Linked DNA regions of Mus musculus: region 1 is linked to region 2. Evidence: chromatin loops called from intact Hi-C (ENCODE). Cell type or tissue: left cerebral cortex. All regions are shown on one strand. Each heading gives the region's core, and the rest is flanking DNA. Links, peaks and the distances in the headings are about the cores only.

Region 1 (5,374 bases), core at 97-5,096, 340 kb before region 2:
ATATAATGCTAGTAGCTTCTGTATTGGGTAGCAGATCTAGAAAACATTTCCTTTTAAATAGGTCTAAGCATTGGTTTCTAACTATACAAAGTAGGTAGCCAGAATTGGAGAATCTAAGCACAGGATCAGAGGTACACTATTCAAACACTATAAGCAGTGAGTACTTCTCCTCCTTTTACAGTTGAAATTCCATACACATGCTGCCCTGTAGCCCTGCACCTTGTGGCCAGGATCTCATTTTCACCCATTAGCTATCCTGTGGCTCCCAAGATAACTTAGTGCTGTGTTCCGAATTCTCCTAACTTGTATCCTTGGGCATCTTAGCTTGGTTCTAGGATGACTCAACTGCAATTAACCATAAGTTCAGGTTTCTAAGTTATTTCTCCAACAGGACATGCTATGTCTACTTCCAGGCCCATGGATGGTGTCAGATCCATGCCTCTAAACTCATGCCTGACTCTGCTCTCTCTTCTCCTCCAAGTTGAAATTCTTCATGGAAACTGCTGCAGAAAGTTTGATGACATGATCCTCTCTGTTCTCTTGGATCCAAAACTGGTCTTTCCTAGGGCACTAGCAATCCTGTTGTTTTGCTGAGTGAAAGAGGTTAAAACTACTTCTAATATATCTTCACAGAGAGAAGAAAATTATATTATAAATATGAAGACTCAAAAAAAAAAAACAAATAATTAACAGCACCTGGTACGATAGGAGACCTTGGAACAGGACCACAAAGGGTTGTTGTTGCAAAGAGATGGCAATCTTCTCTAACTGCCTTTCATAGTTTTAACTTAATAATTAACCACAGTGCAATCTGTTATTAGAATTCTGTTCATGGTTCATAAGGCTTTGCAGTAAACACAGAAGTCCACATGATATTGTGCTAGAAGTGTAAAAAGTCCAGAAGCCTCGCCAGCAGTCAGAGTGTCTGTGGCTTGTGCTCTATCGCTGTTCTTTTGACATATCCACATATCCTTCATGGCAGAGCTGCAGACCAGAGAACCCAGAAAGCCAGAGCATCCTATAGAATATACATGCAAGGAGACAGTGCAGGTCTACACTGCAATTAATAGCAAACCAGAGACCCCAAAGGCAAGGGTACACTAAGGGAAGCTAAGCCCCTCAAACCTGGAGGATCAACCTAACACTCATGAGATTTTTAATGAAAAATTACAGATATAAAATAATATAGATGACCTCCAAAATTTCAAAACAAATGAATGCATAGCTCCTATTGTGATCCTGGCCTAGTGTGACTCCATAGCCAGGATGGTAGTAATTGGTGCCTTTTGTTTCACTTGCCCATCTCTGTTCATCTGTCTGACTTGTTCAAATTCTAGTTTGAAAGAGCTAAGAATCACATGACAAAGTATGACCCAGTAGTGTCTGGGTGGCCCAGCAGGGGCCAATCTCTAGAAAGGCAACTCAGGCAGAAAGGATGGCAGCTTAGCAGCAAATAGACCTTGATTCAAACCTTGAAATGGCTGGCATTTTCTTGGTGTCTGAAGAAAACTGTCCTTTCTTCCCGAACCCTTCTTTCTCTTCAGTAAAAGAAAAGTGATGATACCCACTTCACAGCCCTGGCTTGAGGATTGTGTGAGATTAAAACACACAATGCACTGTGACACAGTATGTAATTAATGTCTTATCTCTTGTTATTGTCAGATTCTCTGCTCTTTGCTCTAAGTCTTTAAAGGGAAGCCTTCTTGGGGCAGGAACGGTGGCTCAGTGTTTAAGAGTACTTGCTGCATTTGCAGAAGCCCCGATTTGATTTCCAGCTCCCACTTGACAGCTAACAACCATCTGTAACTTGTAAGTTGTAAGGGATCCAATACCCTCTTCTGGCCTCCTTAGGCACTACACACATGCGTTGCACAGACATACATGCGGCCAAAGCTATCATACCCATAAAATAAACAATCCTGCCTGAGTGGTAGGAAATATGAAATCATATAAACCCCAAAATAAGCACTGTATGGGGATTTGTGGGTTCACTGAAACTCTACAAACACAGTCCTTCTTGAAAAACAGAAGAATGGGTGACAGGAATTCTAAGGATCCCATTTGGGCTCGGAATCTTGTGTTCAATAGGAAAAGTTTTGCTCTGGTTGGCAAGAGGGCTCAGCTGATTAAGGTGCTTGCCATCCAGCCTGACCACCCAAGTTCAACCCCACAGACCCACGAGGTAGAAAGATAGAACTGACTCCCATAAGTTGTCCTCTGTCCTGCACAAGGGCACCAAGGCAAGTGACCACACCTACACACCTCCTGTTTTCTCCATGAAATGGAACACAGGAATGCAGAATGCCTCCTCAGAGTGCTTCCTGCTGTTTTACTTTCTACTCTGAAAGGGGATGGTGTTAACTGCTCTACTCTTTCATTGATGGCTCATCAGTTACTTCTTATGGTATGTCAGGTGAGAGTCTGTAGAGAATGCTCCTGCAGGTCACAAAGATCTCTTTCCCTGTTTCCTGACAACCACACTGAATTTACACAGAGACCTGGCACAAGCAACAAGCCTTTTGGTAGAATACATTCCCACATCCACTTAAAAGGGTAGCCTAAAGCCTGTTAGCCACAGCAGAAAGACACACAGTGCACAGTGAGGGCTAAACAACAGGCACCATGCTTCCAGGCTAAGGCTCATTGGCACAAACTGTGCCTGAAAAAAATCAAAGGGCTCTTTTCAGTAAGCAGTAGAAAAGAAATCCAGGGTTCTTGGTGTATCCAAAAGCCCGTGTTTAAGCAAAACCACAGCATGGCTATGCCCATTTTGTTTTCTTTAGCGTTCTTAATAAACTTCTATTTACTCTCTCGTGATGTTACCAGCTTAAACTTTGGCTCTCAGTAGGTTTCCCCATGTTCAGCCCTACAGACATGTGTAAAGCACTCTTTGTGAGCCTCAGCACCAGGGCCGAGGATCAGGACAGTAGAGGTGGCCTCACTGACTGTGTCCAGATAAAACAAAACGCTTCAGAAACAAGCACAGAAGCTGAAAGTTGCTATGAACTAAAGTCAAAGTAGTAAAAATCTATTTGTCCACAAGATAGCCAAAGGTGTGCCTTGATGCACCCCAAACTAACATGTAAGTAAGTCGTCGTCTCTCTTTAAGACTTGATGAGCCAGGACTGAAAATGGTCTCAGTTAATAACAACCTACAGGCTTCTTTTATAATCTCTCTCTTTCGGTAACCACACTGCTTCTAACAAACCTTAAAATGAGTCTATTCCCAACAGAAAATGGAGAATTCTCTCCAATCATCTCAGCTTCTGACTGGATTTGGAAAATATGGTCAAAGCCGGGAGCCATGTGCACGCACGTGTGGATTTGGTTCCATCGCACTCCTGCCCTAATTCTTGTGGCTTGGACTTCCTCCAGAAGCTCCGCCTTACTCTGTGGTTTGTATTTGAGATCCCTTCTCCTGATTCATTGCATTCTCCTGATTGACAAACAGATTTAGATATGAAAACAAACAGTTACCTGCCTGTAATTGGTTTCTAACAGCTGTGCTGTTGTAGTGCTTTTAAAACCACAGTGAAGTTGCCACCCAGATATGCTTTCTGTTCCATTCAGGAGGGGGTGGGGTAGGGTTGGCTTTTTTTTCTTGTATTCTGCCACTTAGGCATCATGACTGTTGACCAAGGTAATCTATAACTTTGATATATCTATAATCTACTTAGTTTATAAAGTGAAATATATGTTTAATTTTATATCTCACAAATTGAATTTAAGTGAACAAACACTGGATTTTAGTTTTCTAGATTGGTGGGCCTTCTGATCAGATGCTGAATAATGTTCAAGAGAAAAAGAGTCACCTGCTGTGATATGCACCACTTTCCTGACAGATGAAAAGACTATCTGATGATAGTTTGCCCCATAACACCAATGACTTTCACAAAGCACATCAGACTAGTTACAGGTACTACTTACATACTAGCAACAATTGTAATTCCCTCTGAACTTCAGAGTAAGAGATGGAGCTTACCATTTTAAAATTCCTGTGGAAATCAAATGTATTTTAAGTATCACCTTTGATTATTTAATCAGACAACTTGCATTTTGCCCTGGCTAATTTTGAAGGCTGATAATATTTTACTCATAAAAATAATTGTGCACCTGTTGTGACGGGAATCTGGTTAAACAAATGTGAACAGGAATGAAACTTTGCTTTAACTGCAAGAACACAAATCTCTTGTTATTACGTCAAGAAACCCATTTTTAAAAGCATGGATGGATCTCATTTAGATCCAATCTCTTCTATGGAGAGAGATTTAAGAATACCATAAAGGCACACAGAACAAATAGCTTCGAGAAAACACTGGCTGGGCTACTGAGCCAATACCTGTGGAATCCCACCTCCGCATCAAACCCTGCCTTCATCTGCCTCACTTCCTCTCCTGGCCATACCATCTAAATGATGTTGAGCTATTTCTGTGAAACAAGTCCTTTCCTTCCAGCTTATGATCAAAGGAGAAATAAAGCGTGGGTCAGCGGGAACTCTGCCCCTCTGGCCCCTTTCTTATTCTCAGACCCTTTCAGCAGAAGAGGTCTTTTTCAGTACCCAAATTCTCTGCGATTTAAAACAGTCTGGAAATCGTGAAGAGAGTCAGATGTGTGCCTTTTCTCTGCAGTTTCAGTCATTTTGAACGGATTTCCTAAGAGCTACCAACTTGTGCTGGACTATTTAGTCCATTTCTGGGTGTAATCAATGCCAAAGTGCTGAAAAGAGGCTCAAGGGAAAATAATTTCTCTCAAGTTAAAGTAGCTAAAATGTGCACTCAGTCCTAGTGTCTCCCACTGACCCCGCAGGCAGGTGGTGTGGCTGACTGTCTACTCTCTTCAAGGTCGTATTCAAAGAGGGGTTTTATTTTATGTTACTAAACTTGGAAACTGTATTCTTTACAGTATAGTCTCTATGCTAATTTCATCTTGGTTAATGCAACAGATGTTTACCACCAGAGTTCAGAAAGTCAGTGGATTTTTAAAAGTGACCTAAACTCTCCAGAGTTTTATTTTTCAATAGTTTAATGTAGACATTTGAATTGAAGGAGAATCACAAATGAATAATTGCATCAAATTTCCCCAGTGCATTAAATATGCACTCAGTGGTAATTACCAACAGTGGTAACAAATTTAAAATATACAGAATAATGTATAAGTTATGTTCACTCCATAGGCCTTTTCCATAAGAACAGCATTGGGATAAAAATTCCATGCCTAGTTTTTGTTTTGCTTTGCTTTTTCAATCCAGAAAAATGATGTAAACTCTAGGACTGTGGGAGGTCCAGAGCCATGCAGCAGTTCCTCTGTGATGCAGCCATGACCCTGAGAGTGAGCTCAAGAGCTGACTCTAAGGAAGGGAATACCTAGGTGGTAA
Region 2 (5,374 bases), core at 325-5,324:
AAAAAGCACTGAGTGCTTATTTTGTTCATTTTAGCAGGTTTCTATAATAATACCTGCCATCATTAAACCTCATATATCCTCATAACTTGATCAATGTGAAATGGCCTAGGTTAATTTTTAAAGATGTGTGTGTGTGTGTGTGTGTGTGTGTGTATACACAGTAACATGACACATCTAACCTCATGATGGCAGATATCACAGGCCATCTGCAAATCATCTTCCAGTGTGTTATCTGTGTTTTATCATTTCTAGTACCTGTCTGTGCCTGATATGGTACTGATATGGTGCTCTTAGACACATTTCTAGGGAATTTCTACTTTACTTCAAAAACAGCAATTGATATACATATATGCATCCTCAAACTATGTTTAAGCAAATAGTTCTCTTAAACCCAAACTACAATTTCATAAAATGCTGTTTTTAAGTAGTATATATATATATATATATATATATATATATATATATGATATAAATATAGATATGTGAGTAATATCACTAGTGGGTTAAAATAGCCAATATGAAAAGATAGAAAGTACTAAAAGCCTTAAAGCCAATGTATTACCTTATTCTCAAGAAATACCAATCCTTCCAGGACCTACTGTATTAATTGAAAGAGAATTATATAAAATATTTCAGATTTATAATATTTAAGGTAAATAGGTACAGGAATTTGATCATTGACTTAAAGCCCAATATCTCCTAAAACAAGACAAATAAAAAATTTATATAAAACCTCAATAATGCCACCAAAATTTATCATTATGTTTAAAGTTATATATTTTGAAGCTTTATAAAAGGAAGATTTACTGGTTATATTGACACGTTGTAAATCCTTGCTTTTCCCTTATAAAGAAAAATATCGGTTGTTTTCTGCTGCTACTGAAAAGATGCTTCATAGACAGCATTCTCACAGCACATCACTCCATTTAAGACTGATGCTGAATGCATTAGAGTCAGTTTAAGACACAGGCACATGATAACTGCTTGATAAGTAGTCTCTTAACATTTGTTTTTACAATATATTGTTGAGTATTGTAGTTATGCAATATAGTACAGAATGTATCATACCACATAATTCTAAAACAGCTCAAATATTTGCATTTTAATTAAAAAACATATACTCCAAAAGAGCATTCCTTTTCTTCACTTCACAATAAAATCAACAACGAACCAGATAAAAAATAAACAATAACAAAAAAAACCTTCTCTTCCTGCCATAGTAAGAAATGTGGAAGGGCAGAGGAGAAAGAGGTGTCAGTACTCATGAAGTGACTAAGGGTGTCAGCTTGCCTGAGGAAATACCTGGTCTCTTCCTGGTATCCAGTCCTGATCACTTCATGTCTTTGGCCATAAACTAGATCCAATGACTTCTAGTGCACACTGGCTTTCAAAATGTGAACCATTTAGTGGAGTGTTTCCTTTTCTTAAGAACAGGAGCAATATAACATTTCTTATAAGGTCTCTCAAATATTGAGAAGAAATCTACATGTCATTGTGCCTCTCCACATGCTCATGTATGTGCATACAACAAAGACCCTCTGGAAAATGCATCAATAAAAATTCCCAGGCTGAGAGAACAGAAACTTCAGCTCTAACCTTGGTCATGCTATAAGAAAAGACTGTACTGGCTTCCATCGAAGCAAGAGAAACTTAGTAAGCCCCAGCTTCTCATCACAGAACCCCTGCTGCTGAGAAAGCTAACTGTCCCACTAGACCTGTGCAAGGTTTCGGGGAAGTGTTTGCTCATTTGTTTTGAAATTACAGAGAATCTTTCCAGTACTATATCTGAGAGACCTAGAAGCAAGGGAAGAAGGCAAATTGATGTCAGTGCCTAATTCTGAGTGCTGAATTCCACAGCGAGTGCCCAGGGTGGCAGAGGGATGACAGAGGAAAGGTCATGTTTGAAGCTGCACAAGTCTGGTCTGCACAGGGCCACAAGCCTTAAAGCTGGCCTCAGGCTAGGATGTCCCGGGAAGCTCAACAGGAAACTAGCATCCATCTGAGCAGACAGGGAGACAAAGCTCTGCTCTAAGAACCCCAAGCTGAACAGGAATGAGAAGGGAAACAACAGATCTGCCCAGCTCCCAGGTCCACTAGCAGCCCCAAGCAACTAGGCCTGAAGCGGGAGCAGAAACTACAATCAGGCACTGACACTAAATTATTGTGATAGACCTCTGAGAGTGGGGGAAGCAGGGAGACAAGTGAGCAGATCTGAAGTCTCTTCCCAAGCCAAGTCACACAGTGCCAAGACTGGCTGATCCCAATAGATGAGTGCACACAGAGTGTTTGAGCAGATTCTCCAGGGCAGCATGTGGGTAGGATGTGGCCAGGTTTGTTCTGTTTCCCCTTTCCCCATCCAGTCTGCAACCTGCCGCTGATGTTGGGTACCTTCTCCTAACCAGCACTTGCCCCTTAGCTGAAAACTACGAAAAACTGGAGAAGGAGAAAAGGCAAAAATCAAAAGCGAGATTTCATGGTCAGTCTTCCTAGCCAGGGCCTCTCCAGGCTCTCCTGGCCGGTTAGGCTTCCCTTGGGAATCCTGTAATCCAGAGCTGAACTGAGCTACTCAAGTCAGCCAAGCCCGTGCCTATGGGCCTTGGGGATGAGGTGCTGAGTACGCAGGCTAATTATACATGTGGCATTTGGGCAGCCAACTGTCCAGTTGACACCTTACCTTATGAGGAAGCGTCCTCCCCACCAACTGTTCAAAACAAAATGCCATCTCGGGATCAGCTTCGCCTGCTCTGGGCCGGTTCAGGGTTCCCTCTCCTACCGCCTCTCGCCTCTCCAACCTAACACAAGAATGTGGCCTAGGGAGGCCAGTCGCAGGCAGGCAGGCCCGCCAGGGTTGGGGGGACAGGCGGGGCGGGCCTTGCCAGGTGTCTGTCCTGTCCCCCCTCACTGTGGACCAGCTCGGGAACGTAACCACTTGACCTTTTTATTCACCGAACCCACCTTCTAGAAATAGACTGGGCGGGGCTGTGTCTGTTCTCGGACCAGGGGGAAAACCCGGACATGTGACTACAAAGGACAGAAGAGAGGAGACCCTGGTGGGCGGGGGGAAGGGGCATTCTCTCCACTGGGTTGCTGGCTGGGCGGTTCCGTGAGGGCCAAAAGCCAAGCCACTGGAGTTCACCCTGGAGCCCAGCGTCCAGGACCGAGAAGTCACCAGAACTCCCTCTCAGACATTGAAACTGGAGGTCCGGAGCCCAATCTATTGTGCCGCTGGGACAGTTTCGGACTATCTTGAGACTGAAACTTCAAGTGCGGCCCTTACAGGAGGCAACTCGCAGAAGCAGCCTAGAACAGCCCATCTTGCTAACTAGCAGCCCTGCCAGCCCAGTAAATGACTTATTTTAGACCACAAACTGGAGTCGCTGCCGATAACTGGTCATTCACACAAACAAACATTTTCAAACTTGGTCAGAGTCAGACAAGCTTAAATAAAACTCATAATACGCCGGAAACGACCACCTTTTATCTATCCGAACACACCAATTCTTTTTATCTTAAAGCTGCGCGGACCCGGAGCCAGTCTGTCCTCCGCAGAGCCCGGCCGTTCCTTTGCATTTGCAGCAGTTCAGCCCCAGCAGCCTTTGCACAAACCCGGGTCCTTCTTCGTACTGCCCTTTAAGGGAGAAAGCCGAAAGCAGCTCCCCCGGGGCAGGCGAGCCTCGCCAACACCGCCTCCCGCCCAGGGCCCAGCCGGTGCTCCGAACATCGGCCCGCAGCGGGCAGCCAGTAGCGGGCCGGGCAGAGAGCCTAGAGGGACGAAGGTTGCGGGTCAGGCTCTGAGCCGAGGGTGCCGGCTGAAGCGCAGAGGACCTGGAAGCCGAACCCGCGCGAGCCTTACGGGGCTGTCCCTCGCCCACGCCGTCAGCGGGCCAGCCTGCGCAGCAAGCGTGCTGAGCAAAAAGGACCACCGTTGGGTTGCAAACTGCCTTGGAGTTCGGTTTGTGTACTGCTGAGAGGACCATTAAAAGTAAAGTGCAATAGTGGAGGGAGCAAGGGGAACTGGAACTCGAGCGTCCCGGGAAAGTCGTGGGAAGCCCCGGTGGTGGAGGGCGAGGAGGGAGCGCGCGGCTTCTAGCCACCCGGGTTTTCTTTAATCCTCCGGGTAAATTTCACCCCTAGCGCGGAGAGCTACGAAGATCCTGGAGTCCCGCCCGCCCTAGGCCAGCGTCAACCCCACAACTAGCCAACGATCCCAGTCCGAAATGGGGGAGGTTCAGAAGCCCTGCGGGTCCTCCCGGCCCCTGAGCCACAGCCTGGCTAACACTGACGCCTCTTAGAACTGCGGCGGCGCAGTCACACGGCAAATCGACACTTTTCAAGAAAACAAAATATTCATTCTCTAACAAAACTAACTTCGCATTGAGTTTCTATTGGGGGAGAGGGGTTAACTCGGCCCTAAAGGAAGCCCGTTTTGTCCAGGTTAGATTTTGTCTACTTATGGATCAGCCGTTGGGTGAGGGTTTAATTTATGGCTTATGCATTCTTTTAAGGTCGATTTACATGACCTCCGGCTACAACTAAGATTGCCGAAGAGGGCACTCCAGTCGTCAGTCGGCCAAACCCACAATTACAACAGCCCTCCCCCACCTTCTGTGGCTCAGACTCCCCTGGCAATCTAAACTGTTCTCTCTCTCTCTCTCTCTCTCTCTCTCTCTCTCTCCCTCTCCCCCCTCTCCCCCCTCTCCCCTCTCCCCTCTTCCCCCTCTCCCCTCTCTCCCCTCTCTCCCTCTCCCCATCCTTTCCTCCTCCACCTTTCTCTTGTTTCTTCTTTTTTATGACTTTACTTTTTGATATTATGAATAACATAAAATATCACTTTGAAAGTTTCGCTAAAACTTTCTCAAAACCCAAGCAAGCATGCCGCGATGAAAGATCCAGTGTTCACAAAGCCCTCAAGATGTTGCCCTCTTGTGGGTACAAAGGGCATTGCCATCCAAGAGCCCCATCTGAACCCTAAGCTGGAGAATAGAAAGAGCGAGGGAAAGGGAGAGAGGGGAGGAAGAGGAGAGAGAGGGGAGGGGGAGGGAGAAGGAGAGAGAGAGAGAGAGAGAGAGAGAGAGAGAGAGAGAGAGAGAGAGAGAGAGAGAGAGAGAGAGAGAGAGAAACACTAACACAACACAGTAGGCACACCAACTTCTTCCATCCCACACTTGTGCGAACTTCCATGAAATACCTACCTCGAACTTTACGGAGACTTAACAATTCACTCTCTAAGCCACCTGACTTCTTTTTCATCTCATTCCCACTTCTATAGATTATCTACTTGGGGAGGCGAAGGTGGAGGAATTAGGTGGGCCAAGAGGGCAGACAGATTTCCGGACGAATACTTGCGATGGCGATAACACTTCTGCTGTCAAAG

What was found. Hi-C counts contacts between places; a loop is a spot of excess contacts. Peaks named below come from ENCODE experiments on the same cell type or tissue, not always from the same donor. Only the 100,000 strongest peaks of a DNase experiment are listed, where the experiment ranks them.
Region 1: it touches region 2 in a loop (2.3-fold over the local background); 2 of 42 quality-filtered maps call a loop at or near these places.

The regions. Positions count from the first base shown.
Region 1 is chr7:115,683,521-115,688,894 of GRCm38, forward strand. All of the region lies in intron 5 of Sox6 (SRY (sex determining region Y)-box 6), which reads right to left. Among named protein-coding and RNA genes, the nearest start is that of Gm51455, 190 kb to the left of the region's middle. In left cerebral cortex, for the core only: no CTCF peak of the experiment used is centred there; a DNase peak (open chromatin) is centred at 2,645.
Region 2 is chr7:116,028,186-116,033,559 of GRCm38, forward strand. All of the region lies in intron 1 of Sox6 (SRY (sex determining region Y)-box 6), which reads right to left. Sox6os (SRY (sex determining region Y)-box 6, opposite strand) reads left to right here and starts at 3,794. Exons shown (of 2, transcript NR_152104.1): 1 at 3,794-3,982; 2 at 4,135-4,365. In left cerebral cortex, for the core only: a CTCF peak has its summit at 4,913 (motif pointing left); DNase peaks (open chromatin) are centred at 2,278, 2,581, 2,993, 3,109 and 5 more places; H3K4me3 peaks cover 2,376 bases; H3K27ac peaks cover 3,000 bases.